2 separate regions of the Homo sapiens genome follow, and region 2 is linked to region 1. A link is a loop called in an ENCODE intact Hi-C map of the cell type or tissue named here. Cell type or tissue: chondrocyte. All regions are shown on one strand.

Region 1 (8,000 bases):
ACCAGCACACCATGCAGTCAGTTTGGGACCTGTTCAGTCTGGTGTGCTGATCGAAATTCTGGTGGAGATGCTTTGTTGAAGTTTGGATATACAGATATGGAGTTCAGAAAGGAGATGCGGCCCAGATATACAGGTTGTTAGCACTTTATTGAGATACTCATTTTCAGTGTTGGGTTATTCACTCATTCATTCATTCAACTAATATTTACTGAAAGCCAAATATGTTATGCTAGACCCTGGGTAGTATAAAACAGACACAGCCCCTGCCCACATGAAGCTTACAGTCAGGTGGACGAGACAGACAAAAAACAAGTAAACAACAAAATGGGCCAGGTGCGGGGGCTCACATCTGTAATCCCAGCACTTTGGGAGGCTGAGGAGGGCAGATCATGACATCAGGAGATCGAGACCATCCTGGCTAACGTGGTGAAACACTGTCTCTACTAAAAATACAAAAAAATTAGCCGGGTGTGGTGGCACGCACCTGTAGTCAGCTACTCAGGAGGCTGAGGCAGGAGAATCTCTTGAACCCAGGAGGCGGAGGTTGCAGTGAGCCAAGATCCCACCACTGCACTCAAGCCTGGAGACAGAGTGAGACTCTGTCTCAAAAAAAAAAACAAACAACAACAACAAAAAAAACAAACAGTGCTAAAAGAGTATAGAATGTCTTAAAGAAGGCCTTTCTGAGGTCACATTTAAGCTGAAACCTAAAAGATAAGATGAAGCCATCCATGCAGAGTGTGGGGAAGAGAAAGCCAAAGAAGTCATGCTGAGCTAAGGGGGAGGGGCCCAGGGTGACTGTGGAGAAGTACGCAGAGACTGGATCATGCAGGTCTAGCAGGCCATGGCACAAAAAAGTTTGAAAATCGTAAAGAATGGCAGTGACACAATCCAATTTGTGGTTTTAAAAAATAAGGCCGGGCACAGTGGCTCATGCTTGTAATCCCAGCACTTTGGGAAGACCCCCGGGGTCGGCGGATCACTTGAAGTCAGGAGTTTGGGGCTGGCCTGGTCAACATGATGAAACCCTGTCTCTACTAAAAATACAAAAAAATTAGCCAGGTGTGTCGTCTGTAATTCCAGCTACTTGGAAGGCTGAGGCACGAGAATCACTTGAATCCAGGAGGTGAAGGATGCAGTGAGCAGAGATCATGCCACTGCACTCCAGCCTGGGCGACAGCAATACTCCATCAAAAAAAAAATTAAATTAAAATAATAAAAATGTTAAAATCCGCTTGTGGGGTGGAGGGGTGGTGATGGATGGAGAGATGTTGGGGGGTGTGGGAAGGAGAGATTAGAAGGAGGCAATAGAAGCTAAGAAAACCAGTAAACAAGGCTATTGCAGCCATCCTGGTGAGAGATAGGGCTTGGCGTACAGGAGGACAGCGAAAATAGAACTAGAACGTTCCTAGATAGGCTTTGGATGTAGAATAAATAGAATTTGGTGATGGATTAGGTGTGGAGAGTAATGAACACATAATAAAAAAAAGTGACTCCGAGGTTTCTGCCTTGATCAGTTGGGTGTTTGGTAGGATTCTCTCTCTCTCTCTCTCTCTCTCTCTCTCTCTCTCTCTCGCTCTCTCTCTCTCGCTCTCGCTCTCTCTCGCTCTCTCTCAATCTCTTGCTCTGTTGCCCAGGCTTGAGTGCAGTGGCGCGATCTCGGCTCACTGCAAGCTCCGCCCCCCAGGTTCACCCCATTCTCCTGCCTCAGCCTCCTGAGTATCTGGGACTACAGGCGCCCGCCACCACGCCCGGCTAAGTTTTTGTATTTTTAGTAGAGACAGGGTTTCACCTCGTTAGTCAGTATGGTCTCGATCTCCTGACCTCGTGATCCGCCCGCCTCGGCCTCCCTCTTTCTTTTTTTTAAGAGACAGAGTCTCGCTCTGTCGCCCAGGCTGGAGTGCAGTGGCGCGATCTTGCCTCACTGCAACCTCTGCCTCCCGGGTTCAAGCAATTCTCCTGCCTCTCAGCCTCTTGAGTAGCTGGGACTACAGGCGCACACCGCCACGCCCAGCTAATTTTTTTTTTTTTTTTTTTTTTTTTTTTTTGATTTTACTAGTGACGGGGTTTCACCGTTTTGCCCAGGCTGGTCTCGAACTCCTGAGCTCAGGTGATCTGCCCGCCTCAGCCTCCCAAAGTGCTAGGATTACAGGCGTGAGCCACCGCGCCCAGCCGGATTATTTCTTTTTATTGAAAAGACCGGGAGAGATATATTTTGGAGATGTGAAATCAGGAGTTCAATTTTGGACCTGTCAGGTTTGAAATGCTTGGGGAGCCTTCGAAGAGAGTGGGATTGAGCTCAGGGGAGATATCTGCCCTGGGGGTAAAAGTTTTGGAACCATCAACATGTAAATAAAATCCGTAAGAATGTTTAAGATCACCTTGGGATAGATGAAAGAGAAAGAAGAGAAAGCCCTGGTAAATTTCAGCACTAATGCTGAGAAAAAAGAGGATGTCAACCACATTGTTTGGTGTGTTTGTTTGTTTACTAACAGTTTAACAATATAGATTTTTGAGATAGTTTGTTAGGGTATATATTTTGTTATATATATATCTATGGTATATATTTTGACACCATGGTAGAATTTCTCTGTATAACCTTTCAACTTACTTCTGCTTTGCACTGATATATTTTTACTGAGAGTCTCATGCCTCATACAGGCTATAGGAATGTTTGTTATTAACCCAATTATTTGTTGAGTAAGATACAACACCCCTTCCCCCTTTTGTCTGTCTCTAAATTTACCAAATGCAAAAAGAAAATCTCAAAAAACAAAGAAAGTGGAAAGCTTTTGACCGATTTTTAAAAATGAGTAGGTAGTTTAATTTCAAGTAGTCAAGAATTATGATGTCATAAACATTGTTTACATGGTTCCTTTTTGGTTTTAATATCAGTTTGCTACAATACAATGCATTTATAATTACAATTTTGTTAAGATATACTTGCTGCAAGTCAACCATTTTTCATTAAATAAAGATGTTCTTGGCCGGGCACGGTGACTCACGCCTGTAATCCCAGCACTTTGGGAGGCCAAGGCGGGCGGATCACGAGGTCAGGAGATCGAGACCATCCTGGCTAACACAGTGAAACCCCGTCTCTACTAAAAATACAAAAAACAAAACAAAACAAAACAAAAAACTAGCCGGGCGTGGTGGTGGGCGCCTGTAGTCCCAGCTACTTGGAAGGCTGAGGCAGGAGAATGGCGTGAACCTGGGAGGCGGAGCTTGCAGTGAGCCGAGATCGCACCACTGCACTCCGGCCTGGGTGACACAGCGAGACTGCGTCTCAAAAAAAAAAAAAAAGAAAGAAAGAAAAAGATGTTCTGAAAGAAACTCCAGGATGAGCAACTGCCTTCAAGGGCAGAGGTTTTAAGTTGCCAATAAAATAAAATAGTGACAAGTAAACACTGCGCCTCATCAAGAGGAGCAAGGCAGCTTCTGTTGTGTAGCCGATGTTCCCATTTTCAGAACGTAGATGTAGGTGAGTGAGAAGAAAGAGGATATATAAACCGTCTTCCAGCTCAAATTTGAAATTAAAAGAAAAAAAGACCTAAAAGAGGGGGCCTGCCCTCCACCAACAAGGCAGCAAACCTTGCAGCCTGTGGGGCTTCACCATAGCACAAACCAAGCACCTTTACTTGCAGCTCTCTAAGGGCCCAGATTTGAGTTTTGACTCAGAGAAGAGAGAGCAGAGGTCTCTAGAAATGCCTGTTGGGTTTGAAGAATGCTGATGACATTTTTGCAACTATCCTTTATCATCTGTTTTCTGTACTTCCACCACTGGCTCCACCTTTTTCTTTCTGCAGTTCAAAATCGTTCTGTGAAATATCTCCTCCATTTCAAATCTTGGCTCTTCACCACTCAGTTTAAGAGTAGCAAACACCTTGCAGCCTGAGGTTCCACCTTGAACATGGAGAACATTCAAACACAATATGGGGGAGGAGGCGACCTGCGTGACTTTTAACATCCCCTTCATATCCTCCCACTGGGCGCATTTTAAGCGCCAGCGCTCACCACATCCGGCTGCCCCACCGCCCGCGCCCGGAGCCCCAACATTCCCAGTCCTCTCCCTTCTCTCACTTCTAGGTCAACAAATATTTTAATAGGTCCTTTTGAACAGATGTGGCCTGTAGATGTATGCAATGACCCCATCGGAAATAATTTGGGGTGAAGGGGGAAGGCGACCTTCCTCTCCAGGAGAGCCTTTATTGTATAATCTCTAGTTAATGAGCCTCTCTCTGGGCCTCAAACCGGGCGAGTTATTATCCGTGTCTGCAAGTCTGGAGAAGAGGCTAAGAAGCAAACCTCCTGGGTGTCCGGGACCACCGGCCTTAGCCTTCTCCAAGCCCAGGGCAGGGCGAGAAGAACATGGCCCGGTTCCCCTCGGGGTCTCTGGCCCAGCTGCGGAGGGGGAAAGGTGATCGATCTTGCTGGGGGCCACCGCTAGCCCACCGCTTCCTGCCGCGACCTGCCGCGGCGGCCGGAGCCCGGGAGCTTCCCATTGGCTCACGGGCCGACGCCATGCAGTCTGGGGGGGCGTGGCCGGGCGGCGGGGCGTGGCCAGGCGGTGCGGGGAACTGCGGAGAGAGGAGAGGAGAGGAGAGGAGGGGAGGGGAGGGGAGAGGAGTGGAGAGGAGAGGAGGGGAGGGGAGGGCAGGGGCGGGGCGGGGCCGGGCGGCGGGGGCGCACACCCCAATCTCCCTAGCGCTGTGGGGGTGGCTGCAGCTCCCCGCGCGCTCCCTCCTTTGGGGGGGTTTCTGGGCTCGTGACTTTTTTTTAAATAAAGAATGAGCGGATGCCCGTGACAAGTTAATAGCTCTCGCCGCGCTCTAAAGTTAAGTTGTATCTCCTTCCCGCCGCGAGTCTCCTTCCACAGACCCGCCGGAGCTGCCGGGACGGGCGCTGCGCGGGACTGGGCGTTAGGTGCTCCCGGCTGGTTCCGGCGAGCAGCCCCCACCCCTCGCCCACGCTCGGGGTTAGAGACCCCAGCACCCCACGCAGACGGCCCGGGCTTAGACCTCTCCACGTCGCTGTGGCGCGCGCCCCGCCAACACCCCCACCCCACGCGCAGCCCGTGTCTTCTTTACCCCCGCGCACTTAACGCAGGGCGCACGCACGCATCCCGGCCCCCTCACACTCACACTGCGTCTTCTGTCACACCCCCTGTCGCACACACACTGTTCTCTGACTCCCACCATCTCCTGTCTCACACCCACTCCAGTTTCGTGTTGAGCGGCCGCCAGTTCTCCCTCGGTCGCGCCGGCGCACGCTCGTCCCCTTCTGCCCCGGAGCCCGCCCGCGCCGCACGGTGGCCCCTTGCGCTGGCCTGATCGTGGGAACCAGGCGGGGCCCCAGCGTCCCTGCCCCTGCCCGGTCATCCATCTCCCTCCCGGTCGGCCAGCCGAGACTTCAAAGGCGCCTCCTCCGGCCGGGCCTGCCAAACCCCGACGCAGCCTGGATGTGGGCCGGGGGCGCTCCCCGGCGGGGGGAGGCCGGGCCAGGGCGCGTCTGGGGCCGGCTCCGTCCTTAGTGCGGCGGCGGCGGACTCCAGAGCTGACCGCGGGGCCACCCCCGCCGCGGCCGGGCCACGCGCGGGCCACCCGGGAGCTTCTACCAGCCCAGCGAGCACGCGCCGGCGGGAGGGGGGCCTCATTTTCATGGCAAGGGAAATCCGGATAAGGATGGACTCCTTTCGGAGGAGAATGGGAACGCGCTAGTCCTGGTGCCTGACCCTCTCTCCTAAAGAAAATGAGTCTCCCCTGGAGCTTAAGCCATATTTCCTTCGCCTCCTTTCCTCCTTCCCATTCGGACACCCCTAATTGACAGGCTCTAATCCTCGGATCAGAACTACTTCTGCCTGGAAGATTTGGCCGGCTTTTCCTTTTCTCTCAGCGTTCCTGCAAAGCCAATTCGTTCTGAGCTGCACTGATGGCGGGCTGAGGGAGGAGGGCTACTTCCAACTTCTGGCACCACCTGGGTGGTCGCCGTAACCGAGTGATTCCTTTACAGCTATTTATAATCCTTAACTTTATGAAGGTTCTTTTGCTTAGAAGAGTTAAAGAAGGTTTAAGTATTCTATTTTGGCACTGATGTGGGGCATAGTCACTGAATGATATTTATCTATATTCAACTAGACTATGAATTTTTTGAGCATAGGGGTGTGTTAGTTCGCAGGCCGCAGATTCTAGCATAGGGCATGGCAAATAAATTGTAGCTGTGCAATCAATTATGTTGAATTCAAATGAACCAGCTTTTTGCATGGAGCTTTCCAAACACTTTATCATACTTAAAAATGTTATGTAAAGCTTTCCAAGAAGGAAGGAAAACAGAAGGAGAAAAAGAAACGGAGGATGCAAGAAGGAATCCCAGAATCATTTCAGATCCTTTGAAAGAAAGAGGTTAGATTTAAATCTCAAAGCTAAACCAGACAGATCTGCATATCTGAGAACACAGAAGCCCTAAAACCAATATTAAACATCATCTCAAGTTCATAGTGTTTTCCTGGCTAACAATGCTAGCTTCTCTTAATGTAAGTCTCTAACTTTAAATTGTCCTTATTACTTTTTCTGTCGTGTCTTGAGCTATGAACACAAGGCTAGACTGGACACAGATTGTTCAAATCTAGAAATTGGCAACTTAAGATTTTTATCTGTTAGCCAGCTTTTATCCCATTTAAAGGAAAGGAAGGAGTTAGCATAACCATATTAACTGTTTAGAAAAATTGGTGGCAGTATGGAGGATTCAGTAAAGTGCCTCCAGAGTAACCCGTGGCGGGACATCAATGAGCATTAATATCCTTCTGTAGATCATCTACAATGTAGACAAATGTTTTCATCCAACAATACATTTTTGAGACACATCCATTTTGAGACGTGTAGGGATATACCATTGAATGAATATACCAGAATGTATTTATTCATTCTCCCATAGGGACATTTAGTAGGCCTTTTTTTTTTTTTTCTACTAAAAATAATGTAGTGACATCTTTGTGGTGGTGGTCCCCTTGTTTGCAGATGAAAGTGTTTTCTCTTACTTTTGTCCCTAGAAATGAAATTGCTGGGTTGTAGGGTTACATACTTTCATCTTTACTAGATATCAATCACCAAACTATTCTTCCAAGTGGTTGTAACAGTTTATTCTCTTAGCAGTATGTCAGCCACCTGCTTTCCCCTCATCCCCAGCAATACTTGGCATTGAGAGGTGACAGCATGCTGGCAGTCCACACAGCCCTCGCTCGCTCTCGGCGCCTCCTCTGCCTGGGCTCCCACTTTGGCTGCACTTGAGGAGCCCTTCAGCCCGCCGCTGCACTGTGGGAGCCCCTTTCTGGGCTGGCCAAGGCCGGAGCCGGCTCCCTCAGCTTGCGGGGAGGTGTGGAGGGAGAGGCGCAGGGGGCAACCGGGGCTGTGCACGGTGCTTGCGGGCCAGCACGAGTTCCGGGTGGGCGTGGGCTCACGGGCCCCGCACTAGGAGCAGCTGGCTGGCCCCGCAGGCCCCGGGTAGTGAGGGGCTTAGCACCTGGGCCAGCAGCTGCTGTGCTCAATTTCTCGCCGGGCCTTAGCTGCCTTCCTGCGGGGCAGGACTCAGGACCTGCAGCCCGCCATGCCTGAGCCTCCCCCACCTCCATGGGCTCCTGTGCAGCCCGAGCCTCCCCAGCGAGTGCCGCCCCCAGCCCTACGGCGCCCAGTCCCATCGACCACCCAAAGGCTGAGGAGTGTGGGCGCACCGTGCGGGATTGGCAGGCAGCTCCACTTGTGGCCCTGTGCGGGATCCACTGGGTGAAGCCAGCTGGGCTCCTGAGTCTGGTGGGGACTTGGAGAACCTTTATGTCTAGCTAAGGGATTGTGAATACACCAATCAGCACTTTGTATCTAGTTCAAGGTTTGTAAACACACCAATCAGAACCCTGTGTCTAGCTCAGGGTTTGTGAATGCACCAATCGACACTGTATCCAGCTACTCTGGTGGGGACTTGGAGAATCTTTATGTCTAGCTAAGGGATTG
Region 2 (8,000 bases), 430 kb before region 1:
CAGTATGCCCCCTAGCCCCACATCCCCCTGCACTGCCACCATAAAGAGTACTGGAGGAGTGTGAGGCTGGAATGACATGTGAAGTGCTGAAGACTTGACTGTGGCCATTACAGTGGAGTTGAAAAGAAAGATTGTAATTGGGAGAGATTCAGACTGTAGAACTGACAAGGTTTGTCTGTTGAATTGTATACGACCTTGAGGGAGAACCTCAACCACTAGTTCTTGTGCTTTGCAGAACCTTTTCAATGCTATACCGTACATATCACAGGTGGACTATGGAGGTTATTTAGATTATACATAATGATGTTTTCCTCTGGAAAAAGCTCCAATGTGTAAAAGTACCCAGCATAGTTCTTGTAACATTGGTTTGCCAAATACAGGGGAGGCTAAATGTTTATAGAAACCACATTAATTAACAGTGTATTCTTCAAGATATGACAGTCATGGATTAAAGGGTTTCATAATGAGATTGTTTAACTGAAATATAAATATCTTTAAATTTTGATAAAATGATTCAAAGATAAATTCAGCAAAGCTGATAGTTTTTAAAAAATTAACCATTATGGTACAGTGCTTAAGCACACAAATTCTGTATGAGGTCAGACTGAGTTTAAAATCTGACTTTGCCACTGACTAGCTGTGTGCCTTAGCTTCCTTGTTTGTAACATGGAGATAATAATAGTACCAACCTGAAAGGGTTGCTGTGAGAATTAAATAGATTGGGATGTGAAAAGTGCTTAAACCTGTGGCTGGCATTTAGTAAACACCATATATGTCTTCACTATGTTCAATATGGAAATTCATGTATCTGTATTAATATAGATTTATGTTTTTCCAATACAACAGACTTTTCAAACTTTTAAACATGTCCTATGTTTCATTTAACTATTTTTTACTTTCATGGGACTCACAAATACACTTTATGTTTGAGGAATAACCATCTTGACCTGTTGTTCTGATCTCTTTATTTTACTTATGCACCCTGCTGAACCAGAATTCAAGTCCTATAAATATACAAGAGATTTCTTTTATTCTTACTACCCAGTACTGGTAAAAGCCCAAAGAAACTCTCATCTTTCTTATCTAGGGCTTGTAAACCCATTTTAATTTGAAAAATGAGTTGACTAGAATAGTATTCCATAATTTCTCGACCATTCAAGCACCACTAGTTTTTAAAGTGTTATGAAAGTCAGTCTTTGGGTGTCTACATATTTTATAACTTGGATTTAGCAAAATCTGTATCATCATCAATTTCTCTAACAGGATTTTGCTCTTAGATATATAGAAATGTTGAAGAAATTAACTTCAACAGTAATGAAACAGACTGCTTAAATTTTGAAAAATAAAGATGAAATTGAAATGGGAATTCTAGTCCCTATTAGTTTGTACAGGTAGGGAAGAGAAGAGGCCAAAATTGGAAATACAGGAAGTGAAGGTGAAAGTTTGAAGTCTTGCTTTAATATAATGTTGCTGGTCAAAACCCATTACAACAGAAATCTCTGTAAATCAAAAAGATGTCTGTTCCCTAACCAGTACCCTACTAATTTTGAGTATTATTCAATATGAAATAATTCCAGAACTAAAATATAATTGGAGCAAGCTCTTAAAGTTGATTATAACTGGATTGACCTGCATGAAGGCTATATCCCAGAAGAGTGATCTATTATTTTTCAGCTTTGACTTTTTTTACGTCTTATTTTTTTAATAAAGTATAATTTTAATTTGGAGCTTTTTAAGTGCATCTGAGTTATGGTTCACTCATGTTTGCAATTAAAGGTAATTTTTCTCTCGCAGAATTTCTTCTTAATTTCTTACAACAGTTTCCTTAATGTATTAAAAGAACACTGGATTAGGAGTTAGAAAACTCTAACCAAAGCTCTGTCCTTAACTTGCGTGACCTTGAACAAATCAATAAACTTCTCCTGATCACAGTCTCTTCATCTTTATGAGGAATTAAAATTAGATAGTATATTTAGTTCTTAAATTCTGTGATTTTATTAACTGTCACTTGTTTTTACTTTTGACTTTAGGTTAATCAGATCTTAAAACTCAGTACTAACTAATGCTGGGAACTTATACAGAGAAGTCTGCTGAGTTGTGGTGGGAGGACACAGTTTCCATGTTTGAACATTAGAATTCCTTGCCTCTTAATCAAGACTGAAGCATTATCTGAGGAGGAATCAGGAAGCCCAATTTTATACATAGTTTTAATGCTAGATAAAAATTAAGTGTAATTGTAGCTTAGACTAGATATCATGATAGCTTTCAGCCAAGTGAGGGTGAAATAAATAAAATTTGTCTAAATAGTACTAATTAGAGTGATAAATTATACTTTTTTTCTACCCTCATACATATAATTTGTGGTTGTGATTCTTATTTGACATTATTGGCATATTTAATAGTTTCCATGAATTGAAGAGTCACATGGCTGTAGCTTATAAATATATCATAGTTTTCTAATGTAGCAATTAGAAGTCTTAGAGATATTTTGCAAATGGTGTTAGAAAGTCATTGATTATCATCTGTATAACTAGAACTCCATGAATCAGCGGCTTATGGCTCCAGAGCTTAACACAGTGCCTGGCACTTAATAAATATATGTTAAATGAATCAGTAAACATTTGGAATGTTTATGTGTAGGTGAAGTCATAGCTGTAAGAGAGTACAAATTTATTTGAAACTCCTTTATATGGGAAGATTAAAAGTGAAGTTCATAGTTTGGTTTACTTTTGAATTTATTGTCTGACAATTTTTTCTCACTTTATTGCATTAATACAATACAGGGGATGTCATAGGTATAAATCACATTGTAGCTAAACAAAAAACAAAAGTGGCAACAGATTCAATGCATGTTATCCAGAATTGCTTTTACCTTTTCTTGCAAACAGTTTTGAGTTTTGGTAGTAAACTGTTTGAGGCGGTGAATAAGTACGTAGTATACTTAGCATAAGACTTAAGAACTCTGGCCCTTTTGATCACTTCTTTGCAGCAAATTATTGTTTGTTGTGCTTTAAAGTCTCCATTTGTAAAGAGGAAATACTACAGATACACATTAAAGCCACATCCATCAGTAACAAGTACTTATTCAATTTGAGCTGGCAATAGTTCATTAATAGAACTGATGTACTTAAAAGATAATCAGAATCGTCAGTGTGCTGTTCACTTACTGAATGCATTGACTTTCTATATTAGTTCTTCAGAATCTTTTTTGGGTCATGAAAAATATGGACAACCTACATAGTGCTTTGATAAAAGTTATGACCTTCTTTTCCAGAAAAGACATATATGCATCTACACATGTTTTCATATAATTTCAAGAAATTTTTTGTTAAGTCTTCTGAAACTCTTCAAAGGGGGTTCTTTGACCACATATTCAGGACCTCTGTTCTAAAAGATGCACATGAACCCAATCTAAAACTCGGATCAGAACACCGTGTTTCTGATTTCTGTATTGGTGTCCCTAAAGGAATTCTCTCCCTTGTGTTCAGATTAATGCCCTCAGTTCTCCAGTTTCACCATTCTTACCCAACATCTGACCTAACTTTATCTTACCTAATTTCTTTGATTATATTAAAATGCCGAGGAGAGGATTTTTTTTAAAGAAATAGAAAAAAGGACATACAAATTTCAACCCGTAATTCACAAAATAATTTGCAATTAGTTGATTAAATGGTATCCACTTTTTCCAGTAGATGGCACTAGGTTTACATTCTTTCATAGCATGAATGATTATTGATATTAGCACATAGGTGCATTGTGAAAACTTAAACAAAAGTATATAAGGAATAGCCAGTTAAGAACATATGGATTTATAATCCACAAATTTTTCTGCTTATATTATGTTCAAACAATATTTGTAGAGCACAAAACCTTTTTCCATTTTCAATAAGATTCTGACTCCCTTATGCTTGGCCATCTCATTGAAATTGTCTTTCATGTGTAGACTTTCTATAAACTGAAACAAGTTTTCATAAATTATCTTGTATCCAAATAGCTGATTTAACAGTCATTTATAGTTTTATATGCAGCTAAATTTTCTTCAGCAGACCACCCAAGAATTAAAGAAAATTTCACATTTTGTTTTGCTGTGTTTTGAATTTTTATAGAATCTTGAAAATGTTATTAGTTTAGCATGTTGACTGTTAAGCATGAATCGATTTTTGCATGAATGAAAATATTTTAGAAAACTAAGAAAAATTATATTTAAAATGTTGATTAAATGAGTACTCTGATGCAGCTATATTTTTCTAAAACAAACTGTTTTAGTAGCCCTATAATATAATAAAGTTTTAGTTAATGTTGAAAAGTTGCTGTGCAGCATCTAATTACCAGATGAACTTTTAATTATCTGTGACAATGGATATTAGTTAAGGCTAAATTGTTATACAACAATAAGACTGTATGAATAAGATGTTGGGCATATGGTTTGTTAAGTGTGGATTCTCTTGATTTTCTGGTAAATATGGAATAAATTCTTTATATACCTTAAGAATTATAAAATACATAACACCTAGTAACAAGAGAGTTTAAATAGGCATGAAAAAAACAATTAAATCTTAGTTTTGTTTGAGAAATTCATTAGTTAACAATGACTGTACAGTGTGTAAAACATAAATTCTGAAAACAAATGATAATTCTACAGGGTTAGAATATCTAGACAATATGCACTTTGGAGGAATCATATAGGCAATTAGATGCTTATTTATCTAAACATATTCACAATAATGTTATGTGACAGATTGTAGAAGGATTTATTAAAATGAGCTAACTCTTGCTCTCAACAAACACAAGTTTAATGAAGGAATGAGCCATGAATGACAGCTCACAGATTCAGTAATATTGTGGGTAGATATTTGATGAATTTTTACTATCATCCTTTCCTAGTTTACAATTTCATCCTAAACATTTTATTTAGAGATTGAATTTCTCATAACTGCTTCTGCTAGGTATACTGTAATTTAACATTCTTTAAAATAGATTGTATTAAGATGCAACGATAAATTATCTGAAATTACCTTTTGTGCCTTTGCATTTGAAATCAACGATTTACTTGAAAATTTTAAATCCTTATTTCATTTATTTCAATTTCCTATATATTTTTATTTTTTAAAACATTTAGTATATTTACGCTTGTATTAGTAATTTAAAAATGCGTGTTATAAAAAATACACCATGAGGCCTGGCGCGGTGGTCGTACCTGTAATCCAGGCACTTTGAGAGGCCGAGGTGGGCAGATCACTTGAGGCCAGGAGTTTGAGACCAGCCTGGCCAACATAGTGAAACCCTGTCTCTACTAAAAATACAATAATTAGCCGGGCCTGGTGGTGCGCCTGTAATCCCAGCTACCCAGGAGGCTGAAGCAGGAGAATCGCTTAAGCCCAGGAGGCAGAGGTTGCAGTGAGCCGGGATCGTATGATTGCACTCCAGCCTGGGCTACAGGGTGAGACTCTGTCTCCATCTCAAAAAAAAAAAAAAAAAAAACCCATGAAATGACAAAAGATATCAGTTATTTAGATGGTTAATAAGAGATATACTTTTATAGAGTTTAAATTTATGTATTAACTTTTATGATAAGCATTTCTTTCAGTACTAGATGTATTTATTATATTGAGCCACATAGTTGCAAGGAAGGAATGGAATGTTAATTTTTATCACTAGAGTATTTGAATTTGAGGCAAGCAAAGAAAATTCAGAATCCTGTAACTATAGCTTTGTAGGATTTTGTTTTGTTGCAGAAATACATGTTAGCGCAGAAAGATAAAACTGTTTATATTATATTCCACTTGATTAATGTTTTAATCTTCCTTCTGCAAATTTTAGATAATCTCACAGCAAATTTCAGAGCTTCTCATCATATTATTGGTATTGATGAAGAAAGAGATTAGACACTGATCTGTATTTACTAGTTTGTTTCTACCACCAACTTGCTTTCTGGCCCCAGGAATCTTTGTTTTGTACCTTTTATTCCTATTCTGCATCTGTAAACTGAGAATTTTGTAACATTCTTGTCAAATCTTTTATAAAAGATATGACCTTCAGGTGAGGGTTATTGTATTATATTATATTATATTACATATTAGCTGACATTTTCCAAAAGTTTGTTCTGTGCAATTTAAGTGCCTTGTTGTAAGGGAGAAGAAATTGGGGAAAAAAAGATGGGGGTGGAAGGGAGGACGCCAAAAAGTCTGGGAAATGTCATGGGTTTGATCAGGCAAAATCTGTTTCAGTTATGGAAAGTCCTTGGTTCCTGCAAAGCAAGCTCCAGAAAGGTAGAAATTTTTGTCTGTTTAGTTCACTGTTACAATTCAGCAACTACAGTTGTGTCTATCACATAATAGGTGTTCAATAAATATTTGTTGGATGAATGAATGCTTGTGAATAAGTAACATCATCTTATATATCAAAATAATGTCACATTACAAGTAATGTGATCTCTGCTCTTAAGGGATCTACATTCTGGTGAGAAAGATGGCCACCTCAGGTTCAAATTTTATTATCTATAGGATGAAAGGAGTTATATACTTGAAGGTTTGACGATTCTATATGAACACTTTCTCTTTTGTTTTACCATTGAGGCAGGGAGTAGAAGAAGTGAGAAGCATTGTGCTTCTTTCCTCCCAGAATGTCAGACTGGATTCTCGGAATAGGATTTCAAGCAATGACAGTTCTTCTGAAGGATATTGAAGGAATGTGTAGATGTAATTAGTGGGAGGTGGTAGGAGTGGAGGATGAGAAGATGGGGGTAGGGGTGGATTGTGGGCACATGGGTTAGCAATAGATAGGTATGGTAGAGTGCAACCAAGCATGGGTTCAAGAGAGAAACAGAATGGACAAATAAACTAAAGGAGGAAGGCTGCAGACAAGAGAACCTGGCTGTCATTAACCAGGTATGCAACCATGAGTAGTAACTTTTTTGGGCCCTGATTTCCTTTTGAGGGCTTTGGACTAGAAATTCATCATTTCCCAAATTATAATCTGAGGGACACTAATTCTACTAACTTTCCCTTGTAAAATGGATCTCATCATGAAATTGAGAAACCCTACATACTACCCTATTGCATAAATTCTAAGATGCACTGCTTTTACCATTTTACCATCTTGGTAATCTGGATGCAGCTTAAAAATCATTGTGACAAGAATGTATTATAGTTTGGCCACTTTCTCCCCGCCTTTTTAGTGGAGCATAAAATAATGGGGTATCAAATGACCACATATTTAATAGTGCACATCAGCATAAGAAAATCTCTGAGAAGGTCTTCAAGAAACCCATGTCACCTAGATTTGCCTAATCTGATTTGACAGTGGAACCTTTCCCTTCTCACTCTGCAAGAGGAATAACATGTTAGCATTTTTTTCAGAGCCAGTGTTTTAGAGAATGCATTTTGAGGAATGCTGGATCAGGTAATCTTATAGTCTTAAATCCAGAGAATTAATCAAATATTAGTTATAATAAAAGAGTTGAATGTGAAACCCTAGAGAGGTAACATAGGATTCAGAGTAGCAATCTGAATTACTGAATTAATGTTTTTACTCTATCATTATTTATGTTTAAAATTTCACTGATTTATTAAGCAAATGTTATTGTTGCTGTTTTTAAACTAATTTCTAAGAAACATAGCCAAGATCATTATTTAGAAAACATCTTTTAGAAAGAAGATTTAAATAGCAATAATTAAAGTGGAGAATTGAGTAAGTATTTAAATACAACATATACCCGTTTAGTCCTTCCTTTTTCTCAGCCACATTACTAGGTGCTGAGGATGCAAAGATGACTAAAATATGTGTGAGCACTGTCTCTCAAGAAGACATTGAATAATGTCTTCCCGTGTCAGGGCAAGACATGGCTTTTCTTGATAAATTTGAGTGAAAAAGTAAAGTGGATTTTTTTTTTCTCCAGAACTCCTCAGATTTTTCTGGAATATATAGATTCAGATTTAGCTGTTTGTTGAGTGGCAACTGAAGACTTGTTTTCTATGCCTTTTGCTTAATTAATTTATATT

The links. Peaks named below come from ENCODE experiments on the same cell type or tissue, not always from the same donor. Only the 100,000 strongest peaks of a DNase experiment are listed, where the experiment ranks them.
Region 2: a loop joins it to region 1, with 2.2 times the contacts of the local background. A loop is called at or near these places in 3 of 110 quality-filtered maps.

Annotation. Positions count from the first base shown.
Region 1 is chr12:65,736,983-65,744,982 of GRCh38, forward strand. No RefSeq gene overlaps it. Among named protein-coding and RNA genes, the nearest start is that of HMGA2, 84 kb to the right of the region's middle. RefSeq lists enhancers at 1,434-1,934, 4,530-5,030, 5,031-5,531 and a silencer at 4,531-4,580. In chondrocyte, no CTCF peak of the experiment used is centred here; DNase peaks (open chromatin) are centred at 4,509, 5,002, 5,324, 5,607 and 2 weaker places.
Region 2 is chr12:65,310,213-65,318,212 of GRCh38, forward strand. The region is part of intron 2 of MSRB3 (methionine sulfoxide reductase B3); the gene reads left to right. Among named protein-coding and RNA genes, the nearest start is that of MSRB3, 36 kb to the left of the region's middle. In chondrocyte, CTCF peaks have their summits at 3,683 (motif pointing right) and 3,922; no DNase peak of the experiment used is centred here.